2 separate regions of the Homo sapiens genome follow, and region 2 is linked to region 1. A link is a contact called in ENCODE Hi-C or POLR2A ChIA-PET data. All regions are on one chromosome and are shown on one strand. The core of a region is the stretch at or near the end of the contact, and the rest is flanking DNA. Distances in the headings are between cores, read along the strand shown.

The links. A loop is a pair of places that touch in the nucleus more often than their neighbours do. ChIA-PET counts read pairs that join two places held with the same protein, here RNA polymerase II (POLR2A).
Region 2: a loop to region 1 is called in a map with no recorded cell type, with 4 times the contacts of the local background. The contact joins the promoter of LINC00862 here to the promoter of PTPRC-AS1 in region 1. A Hi-C loop is called at or near these places in 1 of 37 single-sample maps with no recorded cell type. POLR2A ChIA-PET finds 5 or more read pairs at or near these places in 2 of 52 experiments (BJ and OCI-LY7).

What each region holds. Positions count from the first base shown.
Region 1 is chr1:198,664,753-198,670,855 of GRCh38, reverse strand. It overlaps PTPRC-AS1 (PTPRC antisense RNA 1), which reads left to right and starts at 3,714. Exons shown (of 3, transcript NR_199042.1): 1 at 3,714-3,857. The region is part of intron 2 of PTPRC (protein tyrosine phosphatase receptor type C); the gene reads right to left. RefSeq lists an enhancer at 893-2,092.
Region 2 is chr1:200,372,141-200,377,760 of GRCh38, reverse strand. It overlaps LINC00862 (long intergenic non-protein coding RNA 862), which reads left to right and starts at 3,969. Exons shown (of 5, transcript NR_040064.1): 1 at 3,969-4,114; 2 at 4,592-4,668. RefSeq lists enhancers at 2,489-3,688, 5,085-5,615.

The DNA.
Region 1 (6,103 bases), core at 2,465-4,964:
TTTTTCCTAATATTTTCAATCCATGGTTGGCTGAATCAGAGGATGCAAAACCCACAAATACAGATGGCCAGCTATATTGTATATTTGAAAATTGCTAAGACAGATTTTAAATATTCACACCACATGAAAAAATCTTTTAAGAAGTTTGTGAAGCAGGAAAGAGCAATAGGGAGTATGAATTAGATAGAGACTTGTAAAGAAAAGTGGGTATTTTTTTTATCTGCTAACTGCACTGCCATTCCAACTTCTCTCAAAATTGTGTTTCGATGATAATATATACAAATAGTTTTGGAGTCTATGGAAGAAATGCTCTAGACTTTGAAAATATAATGTAAATATTTCTGGGGTATATTATATATCAAATCTATTAGAAGATTTAATTTTTAAAATTTTTTGTGTAAGTTATTAATGTGTCCCAAGCTATTTTGTCTTCCTTTTTCTATGTATTTCATCAATGGTGTCTTGTTTTATCACAAATCTTTAAAATCAGAACTAATCACATTTCATATTTAGGATGTTGAATATAGTTTTCATACATAATAAGGTCATATAACAGTGATTAATAATTATAAATATTTCATCATGGAGATTTTTGGCTTCCAGGACTTTCTTTAAAAATGCTAAGGAAAATAAGAAGCAGAAACATTTATATTCAGTACTTAAGGACAAATCTGTAAAGTAGGCCCCAGTCAAGCTATACCAGGTCTATGTTTCACTCATGATCTATTTCACAAAATGTCTATATCACTATAAAAACTCCTGAGATAAGTATAGAAGTTAATACAAAAAAGAAGCTAGTAATACTTACATGCTTCATTTGGCATTAAAAATAGTAATTATTCTTACAGTTCCGTATTAAGGTGCTCACAATAGAAAATAAAATTAGTATTAATTTTCTTTACTAAGGTCCTTTGGGTGATGCCAAAGAAAACCTGATATAAATTCATTTCCTTTCACAAATGTGATTTTCATAATGATGAGAGTAATAAGAGAAGTGGGTAAGAAGATGTCGCATTTTGAAAAAAATGACTCCATCATTCAGTTGACTTTACAGCCCCAGGACTAAGTAAGCTATTCAGTTAAAATAAAAGCTGATTTTAAAAAAATTTCCTGATTGTATCTCTTTGCACAAAAAATATGTTCTTCATTTTCTTTGGGGGAAAGAAGGGGTCTGGGAGTGGCTGGCAGGAGGTCTGGATTAGATTCTGGCTCTACTTCTAGTAGGAATGGGTAAGTCAGGGATTCACCATGCCGTGGATTCCATGTCGGTGGGATTCAGCAGTGGGATATTAGGGAAGCTTAAAACATAGTATAAAAATAAAGTGAAAACTTTAAAAAGTGAAGGGAAATATAAATACATATATTTAAATCTAATAATACATTTTTTTCAAAAGAAGTAAATAGTTTTGTGAGTATATAGCAGATTAGGTAGTATGGTGGACCACACAGTACATGAAAGGAGGCCAGAAAGCATAAAAGGAGGACATTGGGTGCAGGTGGGTGCCTGCGGGCACCAGAAAAGGCTGGCAGAAAACAGATGTGAGCATGACCAGTCAGAGATAAAGAGCCTTATGCAGGAATGTGGTGACAGGGTAAACAACACTAAGCATTAGTCATTTCCAAACATACTCTCAAATCTACCACGGTTTGAACTCTGAAAATAAGTGTGTTCATTTTTGTGGTTACTATGCAACCACTTAGATATTTCTTTGTAATTTTTGCCCAATCTGCTAGTTTTGGGTACTATTTCAACCATTTTATTTGCGAAGAAGTCAATCCTTTGTAACTATTACCATTAGACTGAATCACATAAAATCATTTCTTTTGTAGGCCAGCAATGACCAAATATCATCACTTTCAAATGTTTGAGCCTATATGTTACATTACACCTACTTTATGTGTTCAAATATCTTCAATTTAATTGTACCATAGCTCTCAGGTGGTCTTATTGCTGCTTCCATGGATAGATGGCAGGTAAAGTGGGGTTTTCTTATGCTCTCTTAATTTCCCTTCGATACATATCTATTCACCTAAAGACTAATCCTTCCACAGGAAGAAATGGATTCCCCAACTCTGAAAGGCTAAACATTCAGCCATGCCCTTTTGGGATCTGAAATCACCTTTCCTTATACAGAACCTACCTAATTCCTTATCAATCATTCTTGCTTCAAGCTTGGTCATGTATCTTTTCTATAAACTATGTAATTAGAATTATCAGCACCATTTTATATTTACTTTCCATGTACCAAGGGTGTTTATGTAAGTTCTCAGGCCCCCTTACTTATGCTATCTCATACTGTTAATTCCTTATAGTGTTATGAAAGATGCTTGGCAAAATTAAAGCACTCAATTTGTATGCAAGTCCATAACACGCACATTTTAATACTTCCTGTTCCTTTGTGTTATGCCCTTCCCTCTCTTCTTTATCTATCTAACTCCTGTATTGTCTTCAAAACCCTAATTTGGGTGACATTATTTTTTGCTACCATGTTACTCTGTGCTTATGTTTATATATAACTTAGCTGGGCATGGTGGCATGTGACTATACTCAGGAGGCTGAGGCAGGAGAATCACAGGAGCTCAGGAGTTTGAAACCAGCCTGGGGAATATAGTGAGACCCTGTCTCTAAAACAAAAATAAAAAAAAAGACATCACACCATGATACCACTTTGGATTTGAGTAGCTGGAATGCTCTTCCTCCAGATAGCCATATGGCTGGCTTTCACTGTTTTTGCTGGTTGTCCAATGTTTATTTCTATAAGATCATCCCTGCCACTCTAACAATCATTATTCTACTGTTAGGAGAGTATATTTTAACTCTCACATCTGTATTCAGTTAGCTACAAGCTAACATTGTAAGCTAAGTTGTGTATACAAGCTAACACATGCAATTTTCTAACATTGCTTTGCAGAAATATGACTGATTGCCTACTTCTTTCCAGTTTTTATCTTTATCTCAATCTTTTCTCTTGCTGTGCACTGCCTAGAATGCCTGAGACACAGCTACTACCTATTGAAATTATAGGATTAAAATTCTATCAACTGCATGGAAATTTCCTTAAACACTCCACTTTCACTGATACCTTCTTTTATGTTTCCATGACATGTTATGAATTGACAGTTTGTATATGTGTAGATGTCTTGTCCTAGAAATAAAATAAATATGTTTTCAAGGCAGAGACTGTGACTTTCTTTTCTATATTCTTACTAGGATCTAGCTCTGTGCTTTGCAGTTAGCAAGTATTCAATAGCACAGCTAGAATAACTGAATGAATGGATGAGTGCCACCTACTCCTTTATTGTCCATCAATAATGCACCCAAGGCTAAATCTTAGCTTTCCAAACTCACTTGGCCAGACCAGTTGACATTCTTTATTCCCATCTGAGGAAAATTATTTTTTTTCAGTCTTTGTACATTGGGAAACTTGTCAGATAAAAGGCCTAATATAGATTCAATCATATAAAATGACTATGAGCTATGGCAACTAGAAGACATGATAAACATTCCAAAGCTATTCATAATCCCATTCTTCCTTGTTAAATGCTACAATAGAGGCTGGAAAACAAGAATAATTTCTTTCTCAGGGACTCCTTCCCACCTCTGACAGCAATGAATGGTTATATGTTAAATTTCTGGCCAATAAGTGTAGACAAAAGCTTCTGGGGAAGGTTTCCATCCCTGAATAAAGAGGCAAAACCTCACTAGGAAAAATATATTACCACTTTGCCTTCCCTTTCTTTTTGCTGGAATGTGATGAAAGGTGTGGACGCATAGCATCCCAAATGAGATAGGAGATGCTGAGCATGAAGACAAAAGCCTATCGAATGGGGTGTCAGAAAAGAAACATCAAAATATCGTAAGTTGCTTAGGGCATTATTATGTCTTTGTACTAGTCATGGATTTCATTCCTTTAGATCTTTAGTTGTAGAACTCCAATGTATTTGAACCACTAGTGATCACATTTTATTTTGTTTGATAGCTGAATACAAAGCTGGCTGATGCAGTGATCTACAAGGTCATGACTGAGGTATCTTATACTCATCCTCATTCAAGCAAGATTATGTTTAACTTAAAAAGACAAATGAAAAGGAATCTATTTTAATAAATATATTATTGGTGGAAATATTCATAGTCTACCTTGAAAGGAGTGTTATGTTAAGATTGCTTTGCTTGTAGAGTAATTTATGCCTTTAATTTCTGTGTCTAGTCTTTCTAAGCCAGAATAAAAGTCTGTTCATCATGATCTCTGTTATAGCCCTCCGCATATTTGAAGGCTGCTGTTATATCACATCATATATTAAGCTCAGTTAATAGATTAACAGACCCTTTATTTTTACATTTACTATAGCATCTAACATGGTTAGCAAATGCTTTTATTATTTCTTTATTTTCTTTATAAGATAAATGGGTATTACATATACCAAAGCATCTGTTTTGGAGCCACTATGATCACTAAAAGAATCTTTTCATTGTTCCTACCTTCTCCTTCCTACATGTGTGGAAAAAACACATGATTCCACACATACACATGGTTGTCTAATTCTATTGTTTAACCCTCCATGAATAGATGTCCACAATGCTCCCTACATCTCTCTTTTTTTTTTTTTTTTTTTTGAGACAGGGTCTTGCTCTGTTGCCCAGGCTAGAATGCTGGAGTGCAGTGGTGTGACCATGGCTCACTGCAGCATCCATTTCCTCGACTCAAACAATCTTTTCACCTCAGCCTCTCAAGTAGCTGGGACCACAGGCACTATACCCAGCTAATTTTTGTATTTTTTGTAGAGATGGGATTTGCCATGTTGCCCAGGCCGGTCTTGAACTCTTAGGCTCAAGTGATTCTCCCCCCTTGGCCTCTCAAAGTGCCTATGTCTTTAAATGTGAGTATTTGAGCATATTGAATGATGATGACCTGCCCTTTGCTGGTAAAGATATACTAATAACATAATATAAACAATACGTACACTTGGGATGTCTTTCCAGGGCTGGAAAGAGAATCATATTCTGTTTTTCCATGTTCTCATTTTATCCTGAATGTGCCAATTTAATTATTTGCCAACATGTTGCCAGACATGCTCCCTAGTCTGTGCTAAAGCATTTGTTACCATGTACTACATTGAACATACTTGAATGTTTCTGTCATGTTTACCACCCAGATGGTGAGAATCCAAGGAAAGGAGACACTTGTATTAAGTTCACAGTTTATCTGTTCTTGGAAACATATAACTGCATGAAGAGATCAGGATGAAAATATCGTTATAGTTACCCCAGTTACCTCAAGGTGGAAGTCTGGGTCAGACAACCACGGGGACCTGCCATTGCAAAACTTCTCTGTATATGCCTGGGGGACCTGGCTGTTCTAGTTTTTCACCATCTTTGACATCTGCTTGTTCTCACTTGGCTCCTGCCTTACCCTCAGGGTCTCAATAATGACTTCTTGACTTTGACAACTTTGACAAAAATGCATTCATCAAAATTATAATAAAAAATAAAATCTATTTTTAAAATATGATATTTAACTCATGTATTAAATTGCTTTAAAAGGCAGCAGGGCGGTGAAACCCCGTCTCTACTAAGAATACAAAAAAAAAAAAAGAAAAATTAGCCAGGCGTGGCGGCGGGCGCCTGTAGTCCCCCCTACTCGGGAGGCTGAGGCAGGAGAATGGCGTGAACCCGGGAGGCGGAGCTTGCAGTGAGCCGCGATTGCACCACTGCACTCCAGCCTGGGCGACAGAGCGAGACTCCGTCTCAAAAAAAAAAAAAAAAAAAAAAAAAAATGCTGCCGGGATGTTCTAAAAACACTCCCCACCCCTTGTACTGACTCCAATCCCATTCAGATCCAAAGGGTAACCCTCCAGATTAGGATACCTGGATTTTTCATGGTAGTCCCGAGAACATTAGCCTTAAGGGAAAAAATATAGCATATTTGTCCTTTTCCTGTCATAAGCCATTTTTAATATGGGAGTATCACAAAGTCAAAAAGAAAGAGATCTTAAAATATTTCTTCCAATGCTAGAGCCTATGTGGACATAAGGGAGAGGCTCAGGGCAGGGGGAGAATAAATCCTTGATTTCAAATCTAGCAACTATCAGGGTTATAAGGGAC
Region 2 (5,620 bases), core at 2,720-5,219, 1.7 Mb before region 1:
CCCTATGAAGGCATAGAATCAGTAAAGAGATTTATAATGAAGCTATGTGGTCACTTCAATGCATATCTTTGTAGCTGCCTGTAGAAGAGTTTTCTATTGACTGTGGAAACCCCTTCATAAGAAACAGGGTGAGGGTCACTCTAGCTGAGCTTGAGTAGTTTACTTAACCTGTCTGTTTCCAAACTGGTAAAATGGATTGTGGTGAAGATTAGAGCTGATACAGTTTAAGCACCCAGCTGCCCTCTTGCAAGTGAGGATACTATACTTAGAGAGGAACCCAGTCCCAACCTCTCCCCAGGGAATAGCAGCAGGAGAGTGCTGGGTTGTAGACCAGTGTTGAGACTTGTAAATAGTCTTTGGCACCATAGGGCCATGTGTATTCACTCATCAAATTCAGCCGTGTGTGTGTGTGTGTGTGTGTGTGTGTGTGTGTGTGTGTGCGTGTTTGTGACCCTACTCTGAGCCAGGTACTGTTTCAGGTATTAGGGATACTGCTGTGAATAAAACAGAGATGCTGCCCCTGCTGATGGAGACAAGTAATAAGTAAAGAAACATAGATGGAGATCTGTGCTATAAAGAAAGAGCAGAGAGCAGGCATGTTGGCTCATGCCTATAATCCTAGCACTTTGGGAGCCCAAAGTGAGAGGATCACTTGAGCCTAGGAGTTCAAGACCAGCCTGGGCAACATGGTGAGACTACTTCTCTACTTAAAAACAACAACAACAAACAGAGTATGGAGATAGAGAGTGATCAAGTGGGAGGGAATTGTTTTGGATAGGACTTTCAGATCAAGTAAGGTCAGATCAGCCTCTCATCAGAAGACACTTGTAGCAGAGTGCTTACTAAGGAAGTGAAGGAGCTCTGAGTTTGTCATATGAATATTGGGAAAAAGAATGTTCCAGGCAGTGAAAACAGCATGAGCAAAGGCCCTGAGGCAATAGCATACTTGATGTGTTCCACTAAGGAGGGCAATGTTGTGCCTGGAGTGGAGTCAACAAGGAAGAGATTAAGCTAGAGGCTGAGGTCAGAGAGATGGGTGAGGTGGCCAGATCATATGAGGCCTTGTAAATCAAGATAAGGACTTTCTTTGGCTTTTGAGTAAAATGGGAAACTATAGAGATTTTTAAGCAGAGGAGTGACATCATCTGACTTCAAAGGAGTTTTTATAGTGTGTTGTGGGCTTTTATAGGCTCAGGCAAGAGGTGGATAGGGTGGATGGGGAATAGATCTTGTAGAGCTGAGTGTTCCAATATGGTGGCCTCTGGCCACAAGTGGCTACTTAAATGTAAATTAATTAAAATTTTAAAAATTAAAAATTCATTTTATCAATTGCACTAGCCACATTTCAAATGCACAGTAGCCACATGTAGCTAGTGGCTACTGTATTGGACAGTGAGATGTAGATCATTTCCATTGCCACAGAAAGTTCTACTGGACAGTGCTGGTAGGGTATTAAAGGTCTTTGTAGGGACTTCAGCTTTTACTCTGAGTAAATAGAAAGCCATTGGAGGGTTTTAAGCAGAGGAGGAACATGCTCTGACTTATGATTTCGAAAGATCACTGTTGAGAATAGACTGTAAGGGGGCAATGGTGAAAGTTGATAGACCATTAATAGTCTAGATGAGAGATGACCATGTCTTCGATGAGGGGGTAGGAGTGATGATGATGATAAATTATTGGATTTTGGATATATTTTGAAGGCAGAACCAATAGGCTTTTCTGATGAAAATGATGTGATATGAGAAAAAAATGACAAAAAGGTTGTGGGTGATGATGAGAGAAGAGAATACAAGGCCAAAGAGAAGGGATTTCCCTTGTTGTGGAGGAGTCTCACTCACCTTGAAGCAGGAGGGAAAGCAGGGATCTGGGTGGAAAAAGATCTAGAGAATCCTCATCTAAGCAGAAGATGAAGGAGTAAAGAGAGAAAGATGGGTGTATTGGAAGCTTGCGGGTGATGGAGAAAGTTTCAAATAATTCTTGGAAAATAAGTTGAAAAAAGAAACGTAACACAGTTGTTAGAGCAGGGCATGATTGCTTGTGCCTATAGTCCCAGCTACTTGGGATCCTGAGGCAGGAGGATCTCTTGAGCCCAGGAGATGGAGGCTGCGTTGAGCTGTGTTTATGCCACTGCACTCCAGCCTAAGCGACAGAGCAAGACTCCATTTCTTAAAAATAAAACAAAAATGTAGTTGTTAGTATTGAGGGCCCATAAGAAGTTGGTGATGATGAACCTATCTACGCTTTTGATCACCTCCAGCAGAGTTTGACTGTTGCGTGCAAGCAAAGAGAAAGGAGATGGCGGGGTTCAATGAGGGCTGTCGTTTTCCTAGATAGGTTTGTAGAAAAAACAGAGAGGAAGGGAGTTTAAGGGATTGGCAAAAAGGATATAGTAATAACAGACCATGGAATAAAAATTGAGTAAGAAGGAAAGTGAAAACAGCTGAAGGCTAATGAATTGGGAGAAAGCAGATGGATCAATAGACTGGAGGCCCCAATATTTCTAAGAGCAGTTGGAGTTGTTGTCATGCAAGTTGGAAGGAAAGATGCTTATCCAAAAGCTGAATGCCTGAATCAGTAATCTTGCGGCAGAGCTATTGTAGGTGATGACAAGGTCAGTCCTTTGAAGTCTATGCATATATATCTTCATTATAGGCTGACTTGCCAAGTCTTAGAATTTTTACAATATAACCTCACTGTGGATCTCATCTAAGCAGGTTTGGTAACCAAAAGCTCAAGAGCGTGAGATTGAGACCCCAGAGAGCTCATAGCCTGTCACAAACCAGCTGTGTAACCACGGACCTTGAGGAAATGAACCTTATGGTCCCTTCCGTCTCTAATCTGTGACTCCATAGCCCCATTATAATATAGCCTTTTCCCAAACACTGACCTTCAACATAGACCCTGGGGGATTTTTCTATTAAAAATTTGCAACTCTGCACATTTTTATCTGCTGATGCCTCTTGGAATATTAAATGCTTAGAAAGCTGTCGTCGGGATCACATTCTGGAATCTTGACCATGTAGTCATCTGAGTGGGTGTGACAGGAAGTATACACCAGCAGCATTTGTGTCTGAGTGTCCTTCAGACACTGGGATGGCTGCACCTTTACCCGTCCTCTCCAACTCTCTCCACCTAGAAAGTATTCTTTTCTCTTAATTTTGTTAGAGTTATATAGGAATGCTCCTTCAGCAGAAATGACAGAGGCTGTTGCTCTCAGAATCAAATGCAATAATGTGACCTGTAAATTCCTGTGAATATTTGGATATTTTAGCGATATTTGTTTATTCAGAAGAGATTCTGGATGCAGAACTCTCCTCCTCTCTGTTCTCTAACCCTGCTTTCCACCATCATTCTTCTCTCTCTAGGGCACAGAGAGAATTAAGAACAACCTAAGGTAAATTTTTAACAAGATGGTCTAGCTTGAGCTCTGTAGGCTTGACTGATGAAATAAGTAGTAGTTTTTTGCTAAAATAACCACATTGTTTGCAAAAGTTTTCTCCTTTGAGTTTTCTAGGGTCATTACAATGATCTAACTGCCTTACCTGCTTTTGAACTGGTTGAGCCTCTTGTGGGACCGAAAACAAAAGAAGGGTGTTGAAATGCAAATAGATAACTCTGGGTCCCAGTCCCTGACTGCAAAAGGAAGCCAAAACTGACAACAACGTCTCCTTCTCTACGGAGGTTTGTAGAAAGGCTGTACAAAAATCTCACAAGATGTATTTCTTCTCGTGGACTGGAGTCCCAAGGTAGGTAAGAAAAACAAAAACAAGATAAAAACAAACAAAGGATTCCGTACTTGGAATTTGCTCAGTACCAGTTGAATAGCTAATTGTTTCTTGTGTTCTTCCCCTCCCCCCTTTTTTTCTGCCTGAATAGATAATCCTTACAAAACATCTATTCATTCTACAAGTGAAAATTTCAAGAATATTCTATACTGACCTTGGCAAGAGTAATGGACCGAGATTGAGTGATGAATTTGTGTGTGTTGTGGCTGATGTGCATTTTGGTGCTTTGTATGCAAGTTTAAGAATATCTTAGCAATAGGAAAGGAAGATTTATGGCAGTTTAATTAATGAATATAATGAAGGCTAAAACTTGTAGATAAATTTATAAGGTACACAATTATTTTTATAGCTTATTTTTAGCACAAAGGTGATTGTATTTTGTTGCTTTAAGAAAGGACCTCTTGATAATACTGGCGTGTTTTATATTTCAATGTGACCAGTTTAACTGATATGCAAACAATTATTTTTTAAGGGAAATAAAATGAGGCAGTAGTACAACTTAGCGAAGAGGACACTGTGGCAGATTCTAACGACTAGATTAAATTTGAGCTCTTATTTGGCTTTTACTACCAACTGACTGCATAACTTTGGGTCAGTTATTTGGCTCTTTTTTTTTTTTAATTTACAAAATTAGAATGAGAACTACAGATAGTGAAAATATTTGGAAAAGCTTTTTGAAGTCCCACGTGAAAGGCATCAGAAAAAAGAGTTGGGTGATTTTTTTTAATGGGAAATAATCTGATATTGTCAGTAAACCTAAATTTTTTGTATATTAATTTATTTTTTAAGCTGTTATTTAATTTCAGGTGCTTAAGAGCTCTTCAATTTGTTAATGGAAAGAAACACCATTTACACCGGATGGCTACAAAGCAACCTTATTCTGGTAAAATAATCTCTTAAATCCTTATATACACAGTCACTAACTGTTGGCTTTATAAGGTCAGTAGTAGCAAAACAGCCCTGTGGCAGTTAGAAGCTCAGCATGTCCAAGATAGCACTAACGGGGAACAAACACAAAAAACAGCAAACAGTTTAAACAGTACCATTTGATTTGAATTTAACCCAATCTTAAACAGAGGACTCTAAAAAAACAATTACCAGCAAAGTTACATTAATTAGGGAGATCATTAGGTTGTATCAATGCAGTTTAGCTATGCCTTTTAAAAAGTGAAGATGGACTAGAAGCGGTGGCTCATACCTGTAATTTCAGCACTTTGGGAGGCCAAGGTGGGAGGATCCCTTGAACTCAGGACTTTGAGACCAACTTGGGCAACAAAGTGAGACCATCATGTCTACAAAATTTTAAAAATTAGCTGGGTGTGGTGGGGTATGCCTGTGGTCCCAACTATTTGGAAGGCTGAAGCAGGAGGATCGCTTGAGCCCAGGAGGTCAAGGCTGCAGTAAGCCATGATTGTGCTACTGCACTCCAACCTGGGCAACTGAGTGAGACCCTGTCTCAAAAAAAAGAAAAAGATTGAACTTGCAGGCCAACATTTATTTCTGACTATTGACTACTTTTGAAAGAGAAAGCTTTGGACACTAACATTCTAGTCTCAGAGGCCTCAAAGAAGCACAGCCCTGTAAAGAAGAAAATTCTGCTGGGATTAGCAAGAGCCTCAAGGTTTTGGGAACTTGGAATGCCAGGCTCAGTGTTCCGAGTTCCAATGTTGACTCTGCCTGTGAGTCACCCTGAACTAGTCACTCAGTCTCTTGTGTTTCCCCCTTTAGAGAAGAGCTAAGACTATTGACTTTTCAGGAGTTGCAAAACATGTTACAAAAGGATAGGAAAGTACTATGCAAACATGTAAATATCATGAAATATTGGGGGGGTACAT